Regions from separate parts of the Homo sapiens genome. Here region 2 is linked to region 1. A link is a contact called in ENCODE Hi-C or POLR2A ChIA-PET data. All regions are on one chromosome and are shown on one strand. Each heading gives the region's core, a stretch centred on a gene start or an enhancer-like site at or near the end of the contact. The rest is flanking DNA. Distances are from core to core; before and after follow the strand shown.

Evidence for each region. A loop is a pair of places that touch in the nucleus more often than their neighbours do. ChIA-PET counts read pairs that join two places held with the same protein, here RNA polymerase II (POLR2A). Pooled maps may share reads with other maps.
Region 2: a pooled map shows a loop between it and region 1 (7-fold over the local background). The contact joins two enhancer-like sites. A Hi-C loop is called at or near these places in 3 of 37 single-sample maps with no recorded cell type and 6 of 50 pooled maps. POLR2A ChIA-PET finds 5 or more read pairs at or near these places in 2 of 52 experiments (both activated T-cell).

The regions. Positions count from the first base shown.
Region 1 is chr10:59,675,953-59,683,139 of GRCh38, forward strand. All of the region lies in intron 2 of SLC16A9 (solute carrier family 16 member 9), which reads right to left. Among named protein-coding and RNA genes, the nearest start is that of SLC16A9, 30 kb to the right of the region's middle. Within about 2 kb of position 2,984, at least 2 of the 41 ENCODE cell types and tissues checked have a DNase peak (open chromatin) inside an H3K27ac peak, as active enhancers do.
Region 2 is chr10:59,877,584-59,884,820 of GRCh38, forward strand. All of the region lies in intron 1 of CCDC6 (coiled-coil domain containing 6), which reads right to left. Among named protein-coding and RNA genes, the nearest start is that of CCDC6, 25 kb to the right of the region's middle. RefSeq lists enhancers at 3,451-3,500, 3,731-3,880. Within about 2 kb of position 4,253, at least 2 of the 41 ENCODE cell types and tissues checked have a DNase peak (open chromatin) inside an H3K27ac peak, as active enhancers do.

The DNA of each region.
Region 1 (7,187 bases), core at 1,734-4,233:
TCACTCCGGCTCTAAAACTTGCCTTGGTCTCTTTCTCTGCTTTAAACCCACTTCTGCCCCCTGGCGGAATTCTTTCCTCCAAGGAAGCAAGGATCAAGTCTGATGCAGACCTGTATGGATTCACCACTGGTAATGGTACTTTTGTTAATGTCTTATAGATAACATAGCTTTATGAACTTATGTTAGATGAAAACATAAAATTTATAATCACTTGGTGTTCAATAGTTTAGAGCAAAATTATTTTACCCTTATCCTTAGAACCTGGGTTTATTTATAGATTCTATTCACATAGATTTAAAACACAATAGCCTCATATTTCAGCAATAACAAGACAAAATGTATCAAAGTGACCATCAAGTCACATCTGCAAAATGTGATATATTTATGTATTTAGCTCTTTGTAGTAACTGTGCAAGGCCTCAAGATGATAAACCATCTATTATTCCTCAGCACTGGATGAGTTTCAAGAGACAGATTAAATCAAAGGGCTACTTTCAGGAGATTTCTTACAATGCAAAGTGAAAACTCTGCAGAAGGGAACTTTGGAACAAAAGTTAGTTTACCTGTGACATGAACCAGTGATTCCACACCTTTGAACCTGAACAATTTTAGGGAAAAAAGGGGGGGAAAAAGGGGCAAGGGTTCCTAATGTTTTATTTTCACAAGATACTTTAAAAATATAATAACTGGCCAGGCATGGTGGCTCAAGCCTGTAATCCCAGCACTTTGTGAGGCCAAGGCAGGTGGAACACCTGAGGTCAGGAGTTCAAGACCAGGTTGGCCAACATGGCGAAACCCTGCCTCTACTAAAAATACAAAAATTAGCCAGGTGTGATGACACATGCCTGTAATCCCAGCTACTCGGTAGGCTGAGGCAGGAGAATTGCATGAACCGGGAAGGTGGAGGTTGCAGTGAGCTGGGATCACGCCACTGTGCTCCAGCCTGGGCAATGAGCAAAACTCTTGTCTCAAAAAAAAAAAAAAAAAAAGTAATAACCATCTATTATTACTACTGCTTAATTAGAGAAGAAGAAATGTTTAAATAAGCTAATAGTGAGAAGGATGTAATTTTGGAATAAAATGCAAGACAGTAAGAAGATAATAGGAACTTCACACACACACACACACTCATACATTTCCTCTATCATTGCCTTTATATTCATTTTGCCTTTGGTGAAAGTTTTTCCCGAACTTACCACTGCCTGCATATTAGTGTTCAAGAGCCAATATTATTGTTGTCAGTATTGGTGTTTAGAAGCCACTATTGCCTCAGCCTCCCAAGTTACCACCACTCCTGGCTAATTAAAAAAAAAAAAATTATAGAGACAGGGTCTCATTATGTTGCCCAGACTGGTCTTAAACTCCTGGTCTCAAGTGATCCTCCTGCCTCAGCCTCCCAAAGCTCTAAGTATTATAGGCATGAGCCACTACACCCAGCGCAGTGTGTATTTATTATACCTATAGCTCATCTAAACTGGAATAAGCCACATTTCAGGTGCCCAGTAGCCACATGTGCCCACCCTACTGGACAGCACAGTACTAGAATCTCATATCATGTTAGAAAAGGACACAGAGAAATCAAACACAATCCAGGACTCAGACAAGAGGCAAAACAAACTCGCATCAAGGTTTAAAATAAAACCCAAGGCCAAAAGCACCAAAAGAAAGGTTCAGACGGCTTGTTTGGGGATTTCATAAGAGGAAGAAAAACCAAGGCCACAGAACTAAGCCTTGAACTAGGCTGCGAAGTATGGTTATGTCAACAAAAGGGATGAACATCTATTCTAAATGGAGGGAACAGAAACATAACGTGATTTTTCAGTTTTTAATTTATTATAGGATAGTTTTGGGAATGAAATTATTCCCTTTAGGAAATAAACTCAACCTCCACGCACTTTTTTTTTTAAGTTTAGCTACTTTTATTATTATTTTTTTAATTTATTATTATTATACTTTAAGTTTTAGGGTACATGTGCACAATGTGCAGGTTAGTTACATATGTATACATGTGCCATGCTGGTGCGCTGCACCCACTAACTCGCCCTCTAGCATTAGGTATATCTCCCAATGCTATCCCTCCCCCCTCCCCCCACCCCACAACAGTCCCCAGAGTGTGATGTTCCCCTTCCTGTGTCACACTTCTTTTTCCTAAAAAGTTTCAGAGAGTCCCAGGAGTAGAAGGATGGCCAGGTCTGCTGCAGTGAATACATAAGTTGGCTGATGCTACAGTGAGAAACAGAATATAGTAGTAACCAGGTTATGGACCTGCCATGCAGCAAGGATTTCCTAACAGAGTGGATCAGTTGGGCCTGTGAAGGTCCTACCTTTCCATCTAAAATTCAGGGAGCCCAAGGTGTGAGCTCCTCCAAATTGCAGGTTCCTCAATCCTTGCTCCAGCAAAGACTGTAAATCTCAAGTTCATCTCCTTGAGAAAGAAAAAGGCACTAAGGAGCCACACCCACTCAAATTGTTGATCTCATATACCCTGACTGCCTTTCATTTTAGTGGGTTTGGTGGTATTTAGAGATGGCAGAAAGCTTAACCAAAACCTGGTCTTTATTCCTACCAATCTTTTTTTTTTCTTTTTCTTTTTCTTTTTTTTGAGACGGAGTCTCGCTCTGTCGCCCAGGCCGGACTGCGGACTGCAGTGGCGCAATCTCGGCTCACTGCAAGCTCCGCTTCCCGGGTTCACGCCATTCTCCTGCCTCAGCCTCCCGAGTAGCTGGGACTACAGGCGCCCGCCACCGCGCCCGGCTAATTTTTTGTATTTTTAGTAGAGACGGGTTTTCACCTTGTTAGCCAGGATGGTCTCGATCTCCTGACCTCATGATCCACCCGCCTCGGCCTCCCAAAGTGCTGGGATTACAGGCGTGAGCCACCGCGCCCGGCCACCAATCTTAAAACTGCCTAGCACACTGGGAACCTGCCAATGCAACAGAATCCTTGAGAGAAGCAGGAATTCAGTACTCCTTGAAGGAGTTAACAGTGCTTAGGGGTAATGCCCAAACCCAGCTCTGCCAGCACTCATAACTCATTCAGCAAGTGGGCCTGGCCATACTGACTCATTATATTAACATGGTGATGCGTTTACTGACTCGTATTATGAGTTTGAACACCTTTGGAGGAAGTGAAGACAAAAGGGAGAGGGCAAGGACTCTCAAATCTGCTTTGAGTACAAAACTGCAGACTAGATCTCCGTGCTATTTCCTGCTGTTTCAGCACTTGGGTAGTGTGAGAAACAGAACCACCGTTTCCTTGAATTTGGAGAACAATATCTAGCCAAAGGGTGTGTTAGCTCATCTTAAAACAATGCAAGGCCATGATAGCTCTCTAGTTCAGTTACCTTCCATTCTTCCCATATCAGTCAAGTTTCAACCAGAAAAACAAAACCAGTAGGAAGCATATATTAAGACATTTGTTGCAAGGAATTGGCTTACACGTTTGAAACAACCATACTAGGCAGCCAGACAATACCTGCCTAGCTAACCAAGTCAAAAATTTGCAGAGGAGGCCATTAGGAAGGGCATGTTGGAACTCTCAGGGATAGGCTGCAGCTACAATTACAAGCAGAATTTCTTCTTTTGGGAAAGCTCATTTCTGCTCTTAAAGCCTTTCAACAATTGAGCCAAATCCATCTAGATTTTCTAGGATAAGCTACCTTATTTAAAGTTAAGTGACTATGCACTTTATTCACATCTACAAAATAACTTCCCAGCAACACCTAGATTGGTGTTTGAACAACTGGAGAATGTAACCTAGCCAAGTTGAAACATAAAACTGACCGTCACACCTCCCAACACAATCCCTCCTTTCCAGCCAAATTTACTCCATGAGAACACAGCCTCTGCAGTACCAAATCCAGGCCTCTGCATAAAGGTAATTTGCATGGACTTCCCTCTCCCTGTCTATCTGCCTATGAAAGTCCATCTTCCTATCTGGCCCATCTCAATAGCTTCCTCAAAGGCTATCCCTCTAAAACCTCAGAGATTGTTTTGCCATTGCTATTCTCCTTGATATTTGTGAATTCTCAAATTATTAGTTACCTTTTTTTTCTGTCTCTTCCCTGAGACTACAAACCTTTTAGAAACATGGATGGTGTTTTCTATATTGGCATCCCTAGCTCAGAGACCCTAGGAATATATGTAATGAGGATGAGCTCATTCACAATGTATAACCCAGGAGGGTAGGATCCTTCCTACCCAGCTTTATTCATCCCAGGGATTATCTGGACAAACAAAGAATTCAAGCAAGGGGAAGAAGTATTTTCTTCTCAATTATTTAAGTCTCAAGGAAAAGGAATTAGGAATTAAGATTATAAAGAGTATAAAGTCCAGAATTTCATGTCTTTTCACAGTTGTAATATGCTATTATGAGCTACTGTCCAAATCTAGGTTTGCCAAAGCCCAGGAGTAGGACTTTATGTTTCACATGCTTAGGCACAATCTTGGCAAGGTTCCAGCTCCCTCTGCCACCCATCCTTCCAAGAACTGTCTTCATCTTTCATCCTGAATGGTCCCTTTCTTTTGCAGGTTTTACAGACAATTTACTTTTCATAATTTACACGGCATGAGTAGTGCCACACACAAGAAGAAATCTACAATAGTTCTCTTTATTTTAAAAATGTCAAAGCAAATCATATATCAGAGAGTTATCAAAAAGTGAAAGATTAAAATTTAAATATAGAGGGCTTAAGCCAGTGGTAGTTCCTAACTAAAAATCACTTTGGGGACTTTAAAAAATTCATGAGGCCAGGCACAGTAGCTTATGCCTGTAATCCCAACACTTTGGGAGGCTGAGGCAGGAGAATCCCTTGAGCCCAGGAGTTTGAGACCAGCCTGGGCCACATGGTGAGACCTTGTTTCTACAAAAAATAAGAAAAAAATAGTTGGGCATGGTGGCATGCACCTGTAGTCCCAGCTACTCAAGAGGCTGAGTTGGGAGGATCACTTGAACCCGGGAGGTCGAGGTTGCAGTGAGCCAATATAGCACCACTGCACTCCAGCATGGGTGACAGAGCAAGACCCAATCTCAAATAATAATAATAATAACAATAATAATTCATGAATCTAGGCCCCATCATGGACCAAATGAATTAGACTGTCTGCGTGTCAAATCCACGCAATTATATGCTGAAATGGTCCCATAGATGATCCTAATTATCTCCCTGGCTAAGAACCACTGATAACCATTTGAGTCACCAACATGAAAATACTTATTCCACTTCCAAGGTACTAATGATCCACTTGTTTCTCTGTAGAGCAAAGTTGTCATAAAGCTGATGGTCAGTGTGACTTGCACACTGCCAGACACTGCTTGCTAATACTATATAAACACTGTTTCAGGGTTTGCATCTTAATTTATGCTATGAGGAACCCAAAGAGGATAACATCAAATACAATATGTTCAATGGAGCCAGCTATGCTGAAACTTGTACACAATATCTAAAGTATATATATATGTATATGTATATGTATATGTATATGATGTATATGTATATGTGTATGTGTATGTGTATGTATATGTATATGTATATGTATATGTATATGTATATGTATATGATGTATATGTATATGTGTATGTGTATGTGTATGTATATGTATATGTATATGATGTATATGTATATGTGTATGTGTATGTATATGTATATGTATATGTATATGTATATGTATATGATGTATATGTATATGTGTATGTGTATGTATATGTATATGATGTATATGTATATGTATATGTATATGTATATATATATGTATATGTATATGTATATGATGTATATGTATATGTATATGATGTATATGTATATGTATATGATGTATATGTATATGTATATGATGTATATGTATATGTATATGTATATGTATATATGATGTATATGTATATGTATATGATGTATATGTATATGTATATGTATATGTATATGTATATGTATATATACACACACGCAGGCGTAAGTTGTAGCTATTTAGCCATCCTTTTTTTTTCCCCACCACTTTTCATTCTTGAATTATTTGCCCTCATTTTTCTATGCTCATCTTTAAAAGCTTTGCTCACCAGGTGCAACTGCTTCCTCATCTAGCTAAAGGCAGTGGACCTAGAGAGGTTAAGTGACTTGCATAAGGTCACTCAGCTCAATGGTGGTAGAGCCAGGACTTGAATTAGCTTCTGACTCCACCCTCAAGCTCCTTCAAGTACTTGTTGTCTCCCAGAATTTTGATAAGATGCCCTAACTCTCTGGTCCCTACAAGCAGGGCTGGCTTGTTGGATTTGTGACTATGCAAGTTGCACAGGGCCCAGTGTTTAGAAGGATCCCACACTTGGTTTAGTGCTCTGCTGTCACTAAATTCTGTCACTAAATTTGCTCTGCTGTCACTAAATTTGCACTGGGGCCTGCAAATTATGTAGCCAGTTCTGCCTAAGAGTAAAGAGGGCTGCTCCTGGCTCTTGAGATGAGTTATCATCCACCTAGAAACTTGGAAAACGTGTAGAGCTGCAGTTGAATTGTCAAAAACAGTCAGCTTCAGCTCTGACCACCAATGCCCATCCTTAAGGAGATCTCCGCTTTCCTCAGCCCTCTACTCCAACCTGGACAGACTTGTGAAAAGAAGCTTCATTCTTCAAGTATGTGCTAATTGAGTCAGCATTTTAATTATCCTTTGACCCTTGCTGGAAGCCAAAGTAATTACATTTCTGTTTAACTTAGTATTTGCTAATAGAAATGGTGACTAATTAGAGAACATTAAAAAAATTATTTCCTCCCCACTACAGGTCTTATTTTAGAAATCAATACATTCAAATCACATTATTAACATATCAGTTATCATCCACTTGTACTTTGGTGGCTTTACAAACAATCCTTATTTTGAGAAACTATGAAACAAATCTAGGGCAAACGTTCCCTGTTTCCCTTGAGCTCATAATGGCTATATTATTTTTTTTTGTTTACTTATATTTAATCATCTTATCTGACATAGCAAGATGATCCTGCATTGTTTTTTAAGCCTTTTTTTCTTGTTTATAATTTAACAAGGTAATACAACAATTGGAGGCATTGCTTTTTTTGAAAGACATCCCCTTTACAATTCAGGAGAGAAGCATATTTAAAAGAAGGAATGACTAATGCATTTTTCATGAAACCATTTTAGAGCTGAAAAATACCTTACAAATCATATTTAATGTCCTTATTTTCC
Region 2 (7,237 bases), core at 3,003-5,502, 200 kb after region 1:
CAGGGCCTACAAATGTTTGTGGAGCAAGAGAGACAGTGGAGGAGCCAGCACTGTCTAAATTATCCCTCTCTTCTGTTTAGTAGGCATACACAACAGAATATGTTAAGTTAAATGTGAGTATGACCCCATTCTGTGGTAAGAGATTAAGAGATGCCAGAAAGGAAAAGACACAAAACTGTCACTCCAGACATCCACCTACAATGTGCAAGAAAACCAACCAATAATTGTTCATCAGGGTAACCAGAGCCAAGCAACAACAACAAAAACACAAAACAAAATCACTTCCAAATACAATGAGAAAGTAAAATTTTAAAAATCTTCACAATGGCAAGAGCAAAGCACCAGAGAAAATACTAAAAACCTGTAAATCCTGTAAAAGTGTTTTCAAAAATACTTGAAAGTGTTAAGAGGGTACACAACTAAGTTCGGGTATCTATGGAATTTAGATGCCATTTCAAAGCATTTCAATGGAATAAATGGCCATATACTGTGTTTAGACAAAATTAGACAGTACCTCAGTTCCTTAGTATCTTAAGGAATAAGAAGTTACTAAAGTTCAATCCTATTTTAAGAACACCCATATTATAAACTATAGATTTATGAAAAACAAGAGTTTAGAAATTTTTCTTGAGAAACAAATAAGTATCCAGGAGTTAATTGGATGCTCATAGCCAGACCTCATTATTACAAATATGCACAAGAAGCCCTACACTTGACAGCAAAATGTCTGCATTTCCAGCTCCCCCCTTGTTTATTTCATCTACTTGAATTGGTCTGAGTTTTGATTCCATTTATCCAAGCACTCCTCTTCACCTTCCTTCCCTTTCCTTTCTTGAATACTGTCAGGCTGGATACTGCAAGGGAAAACTCGCCATTTATATCAGCCAGTTTCACAATCTATCCCATGAAACCAAATGAGAAGGAATTCACAGCTGCAGTTTACGGATAAGGCTATGTAGCAAAACAGGGGTGCCAGAAATCAGAAGGTTCAATGCCCTGTTAGACAAGAAAATTAGAAAAGTATGTTCTGGTCAAGTCACATCCCAATCCATGTGAAAAGATTCAGGAGTCTAAGGTGACCCAGAATGTGACACACAAACCCCTACCCCTTCACAACCAATCATAACATTCAGCTTGCCAAAGTATCAAGTCTTCTACTCACACCCTGCCTTAAAAAGAGTCATAATGAGAGATTTCAGTGCCTCCATGGGGCATCCCAATGAAGTTTTTTTGGATGAAGAGCCCCCTTTCAGAAAATTTTTTTTCATAGGCAAGGAATTATTTAACAATTATGACTATTCATTTAGGCCAAGCCATAAGGGAAAGGAAAGGAAAAGATGCAGTTTGTGTGCTTGGAGGGAAGGGATATCTTCTTGGCCACCTCAAATCCATTTGAGAAGCAGGTACCGTATAAATTAGCAGTTATCATCTCACTGAGAGATCCAACAATTATTTCACAAGGGACCATTAAGAAATTTGGGTCACTATTATGATCATCCTCATTCAACAGGTAAGGAGTGAAGGGTCAAGTGTGATTACGCAATTGCCAAAGGTCCACATGACTTGACAAGGATTACCTAAAACCTTCAAAAGCAGTCCACACAAGGCAACCCCAGTCACTTAAGAAACCTGAAAACAAGGATCTAAAGGGTAATGTTCTAAATATACTTCCTGTTCAGAACACTTACTTAGTATCTTAAAGAATAAGAAGTTACTGAAGTTCAATCCCATTTTAAGAACACCCATATTATAAACTATAGATTTATGAAAAATAAGAGTCTAGAAATTTTTCTTGAGAAACAAATAAGTATCCAGGAGTTAATCAGATGCTCACAGCCAGACCTCATTATTACAAACTAATCTGACACAGCTAACTCACATCATTCTACTGTAGGAAGGACACAAGCAATCTCATTAAACATCTACACCAAACAAGGTCACTCTGAGACGATGACAAAGTGAGACAAAACAAGATCACTGTGAAACCCACAAAATACAAACATATCCCATCTCGGCAAAATTGAGTAACCACTACTTCTTTACTAATTACAGCTGTAGCCTGGCTCTAATCTGCCTTCCCTAAAGGTACTGAGATACCCAATCACAGAATCGCTCCCACTTTCTGAAAACACCCAATCTAAAAAGAACCTTTGCTTCCCTGCTTCCATCAACCCTTCCCAATATTACTCAACCAAAGCCCCAAGTTTCCAATAGGTTCTTTCTAACACCCCTTTCTGCTCTTTAATGTGTTTTCCCCTCAATGCAATGAACGATAAACCCAAGCTTGTTCAATATGTGCCTAGAGGTCTTTGAGGGCACAAATGATTCATCATTTTACCAATTTCCCTTTTCTTTCACCATCAGGCTCCCTCATACATTTACATTTTGATAAAACCGAATTTAACTTCATCTGCAAATAAACTTTTCAGGATCCTAGCTATTGCATAGAAGCATGCTACATCTATAAGAGAAAATGTCTCTGGCAGAGGCTCTGAGTGCATCAATATTTTTAATCCATTCTTTAAAAAATACCGAAGACATTTCCTTCTTAATATACAGAGAATCCTCTATACCAAGAACTCTGAAAACCAGGTAGCTTTTTCTTCTAATGCTCAAAGCATGGCAGACCACGATGACACCGAGAGGACCACATTTTCCAATTTTACAAGTTCTGAAAATACCAACTGTACACTCAGGGGACTTTACAGCCCTATAGTAACAAATGGTTTTGCCCTATAGTAACAAATGGTTTTTCTGGACACTCTAGGTTCTAAGACCCAATCTCAGACGGGAAGAGACCAACAATATAGATAAATCCCACAGACATAATGCTGGGAGAAAGACATTAAACACTTAAAAAGTACACACTGTCTAATTCCAGTTAAGCAGAGTTCAAACTCCACATAGTGGCTACCCTTGGAGGGATAATGGCCGGAAGGGGGCACAGTGGAGTCCAGGTATTAGTAATATTCTGTTTCGTGATCTGGGTGCAAGTTACACATGTGCCTTCAATCTGTGAAAATGAATCAAAATGTACACTTACCATATGTGTATAAGTTATACTCCAAAAAAAGTTTTTAAAAGGAAAAGATAAAGTGGTAGCATGTCACAGAGCAGCCTCCACTTAACTGAGGCTCTGAAAGTGGCATATGTCCACTATTTAGGCCAGTTCCTTAACCTCTCTGAGACACATCTTCCATCTGTAAATGAGGATAACTCTTATACTCACAGGCTCCTTTTGAGAGTTATGTGAGTTACTGCTTGTATTTAGCCTGGTGCACAGAGGATGGTGGTTCAAACCACTGATGTCCTGCTATCCAGTCTCTGCCCAGTGCCACCTCTGTGCAACTCAGGAAGGAACGATCAGTTCTGACATGATCAGAGATGACTACCTTTCTATAATCTGGCAGAGCAGAGCGTTGTCTGCCCGACCCCCTGCTGCACTCCCTTTATCTCCTCCTTCCCCAACCAAAGCCCTTCAGCCCCGCCCAGCAGGTCCCAACAGTCTCCTCAGCCATGTGCCTTCTGACTAAATCCACATCTTCCACCATAATAGCCATCTTCAACCAATATCTTGTCTACTGTTTTCACTGTATTATCACAGATGTCACCACTTCCTACCACTCACCACTGTTCCTGGGCCCCTGATACTGACAGTCACCCCAGCCCAGAGAATGAGAGGTCCAGGGCAATCCCCGAGAAGTGGGTGTGAGCCAGAGTGTGATGTGTCCTGTAAGACTTCAGAATGGTTTTAAGATGAACATCCCGGCAGCACATTCATAAGAAAAAAAGAAACTGTTGGGGCTTCACATGGGGGAAATTCCACCTTCTTTATCTTGGTGTCCCAGAAGGGGCATAACGAGGTGAGACAATTATGCCCCTTTCCTCTCTTAGGGATCAGCTGAGGGCCTACTAAAATTTCAGATTCATTTTGGGCTAATTTTTAATACATGAATTCATTCTAAAATTCACTGGGGGGTTCTTGCATAAATGTGTAAGATTTTAAAGGGAGAGGAGGCATGGATGGCCAGAGGAGAAAAAAAGTCCAATATTCAAATGAAGCCAAAAGTTGAAATTACACACATGCTGATCAACAGGTAGTATGCATTTTGAAAACTTCGCTGAACATCCTGGCTGCCTAAGCAGTTTTTGTTGCCCCAAAACTGAGGAGCTCTACTTGGTATTAAGACCAAAGAAAACAATTTTCTTGTGAGAGTCCCCATGAAGGGGACAATGTGTGATAGGGTAGACGTAACCTCAAAAATATCCTCACTCCACGTTCCTGTCCCTGGGAGGGGCACACTGAATACTTACGAATACTTAGGAATGAAGTGCTCTTGTATCCAAAACCTGCTTTCAGATGGTTGGGCAAAAGGGAACAGAAACAGAGAGGGAAGGAGAGGGAGGGAGAAGGAAAGCTGGGGAGAAGGAAAGGAAAGCCGCGGGGAGAAGGAAAGGAAAGCCAGGGGGAGAAGGAAAGGAAAGCCGCGGGGAGAAGGAAAGGAAAGCCGGGGGGAGAAGGAAAGGAAAGCCGGGGGGAGAAGGAAAGGAAAGCCGCGGGGAGAAGGAAAGGAAAGCCGGCGGGATGAAGGAATATGAAATGCCGGGGGGAGAAGGAAAGGTAAAGCCGCGGGGAGTAAGGAAAGGAAAGTCCGGGGTAGTAAGGAAAGGTAAAGCCGGGGGGATGAATGGAAAGGTAATGCTCGGCGGGAGAATGGAAAGGAAAGCCGGGGGGAGAAGGAAAGGAAAGCCGGCGGGAGAAGGAAAGGAAAGCCGCGGGGAGAAGGAAAGGAAAGCCGCGGGGAGAAGGAAAGGAAAGCCAGGGGGAGAAGGAAAGGAAAGCCAGGGGGAGAAGGAAAGGAAAGCCGGCGGGAGAAGGAAAGGAAAGCCAGGGGGAGAAGGAAAGGAAAGCCGGGGGGAGAAGGAAAGGAAAGCCAGGGGGAGAAGGAAAGGAAAGCCGCGGGGAGAAGGAAAGGAAAGCCGCGGGGAGAAGGAAAGGAAAGCCGCGGGGAGAAGGAAAGGAAAGCCGGCGGGAGAAGGAAAGCCAGGGAGAAGTGGTGACATGGAAGTGGTAACCTTAAACATTAGTGAAACTGGCCAGGAGCAGTGGCTCACGCCTGTAATCCCAACAGTTTGGGAGGCCGAGGCAGGCGGATTATGAGGTTAGGAGATCGAGACCATTCTGGGTAACACAGTGAAACCCCGCCTCTAGTAAAAACACAAAAAATTAGCCGGGCGTGGTGGCGCGCACCTGTAATCCCAGCTACTCAGCAGGCTGAGGCAGGAGAATCGCTTGAACCCGGGAGGCGGAGGTTGCAGTGAGCAGAGATCGCGCCACTGCACTCCAGCCTGGGCGACAGAGCAAGACTCTGCCTCAAAAAAAAAAATTAGTAAAATTAGGTGAGGGGTGTAAGGGTGTTTACCGTATTGATCGACTTTAACTGAAAAAAAAAGGTTTAATTCAGTAGGAAAAAGAAAAAAATGATATATTCGTACCCCCGAAACACAGTGAGTCCCAGGGACTTGGAAGGGTCCTATCAACTGGGTCCATTGCCCACTGTGGTCTCTCCAGTCTCTGTTCCATCAATGGACTCTGAGTCTTAGTCTTTGAGTTAAATACCATGTGTCTTTGCAATAAGCAGACAACACTGTCAGTTACGAAAAGGACTAAAGTATAGCAATGAGTGAAATGTGATACTGGAAGCTATGGGACAGGGAACAAGGAAAGGAAATAAACTCTCCCTTTTATGACCTCCAAGTGAAATGATGGTATCAATACCTTGCAAAGGTATTGCAGAATCAAAAACTAAGACGTACTCCGATGTCCCTGATGAGCCAACTGTCACACTTGATACAAGAAGCAATGCTAATACCATTCATGGCAGCCATCATCTCCCTCTCGCACTGTATTTAGAAGTCTAGACTTTTTCTTCTCTTTGCTCTTTTCAATTCTATCAGCTGAACTTATGTCAGCACAGGCTGATGACAGGGAAAAACTTAATGAATCACAAAGTTTTACTGGAAGGTTACTCAAAATTATAAATCCTATCCAACTGGACCATAATATTAAAAGTTTATATTCTTTTTGTTGGTTTCACGTACACAAATTGGAGTCAACTCAACTGATTATTTAATGAGGAAACACACTTTCCTCTAAAACTCCCTAAACTATATTTGAGAACAGAGGGCTAAGATCCCTATCACATATACTGATGGTGATCAGGGTAGAGCCTGCTTTAAGAAACTCTGTATGCAGTATAAACTGGATAAAGTTTAATGTATTGTTGTCAGAGTTCAAAACCCTCAAGTTTGACAGAAAGCCTCAAACTTTGAACAAATTTCCCAACATTTTCTAGCATTTTTACAAAGACCACCACCTTCTTATGTGACTTGAGAGAGTGACCCATACAAACAGGAGACATGTCTTTAATGGGCTCCAAAAACAGTTTTAAACTCCTAACATCAACCAATCTGTAGATTCTTACTAAGAGAAGCATTTGGTACTAAAAGCCATATTATCTCTGTTCTCTCACTTACTTCTAAGCCAATTAAGCAAAAGAGGAGTTTAATGTTAAGAAAGTTGACTAAGTTTCAGGAAAAAAATAAAGGTAAGTAACATGGCAATTTGTTCTAAGTAAAAGCAACCCCTTCAAAACAAACAAAAAAATAAGATGTTCCCTGCTACAGGACCAAAAAAAGAAGGCAAGAATATAAAAAGAAAGGATTTCAGGTCGAGACAGCGACGACAATAAGCAAAAGATGACTTACTGCTGCCCAAGTGAATACAAACAAAATTTCAAAAGCACATACTCTAAAAACTGGCAACTCTACTCCTAGATTATCCTACAGATAATAAAAACCATTGCTAAGACTTGTTAAAAACATTGTTAAAAGAATGTTTCCTTTAACTTGCTTTATAGAAAGAAGGAGACTGAAAACAATCAACAGAGGAAGAGTTAAAGAGAGTGCGCCCAGTTCCCAGAATACTTTACAGCAAGCCCTTGAAAAGAATGGGGCAATTCTATACCCAGTGCTGGGGATAAAACTCATGAGATGTGTAAAGTAGAAAAAAAAAATCAAGATATAGAACAGCATGTACAATGTGCTCCCATCGCTGGGTATCCTTTTAAGAGGACAATATAGGCACACACTTGTATTTGCATAATATGTATCCAGAAAAACACTTAGGGCATAAGGTGGCCCGGTGCAGTGGGTCATGCCTATAATCCCAGCACTT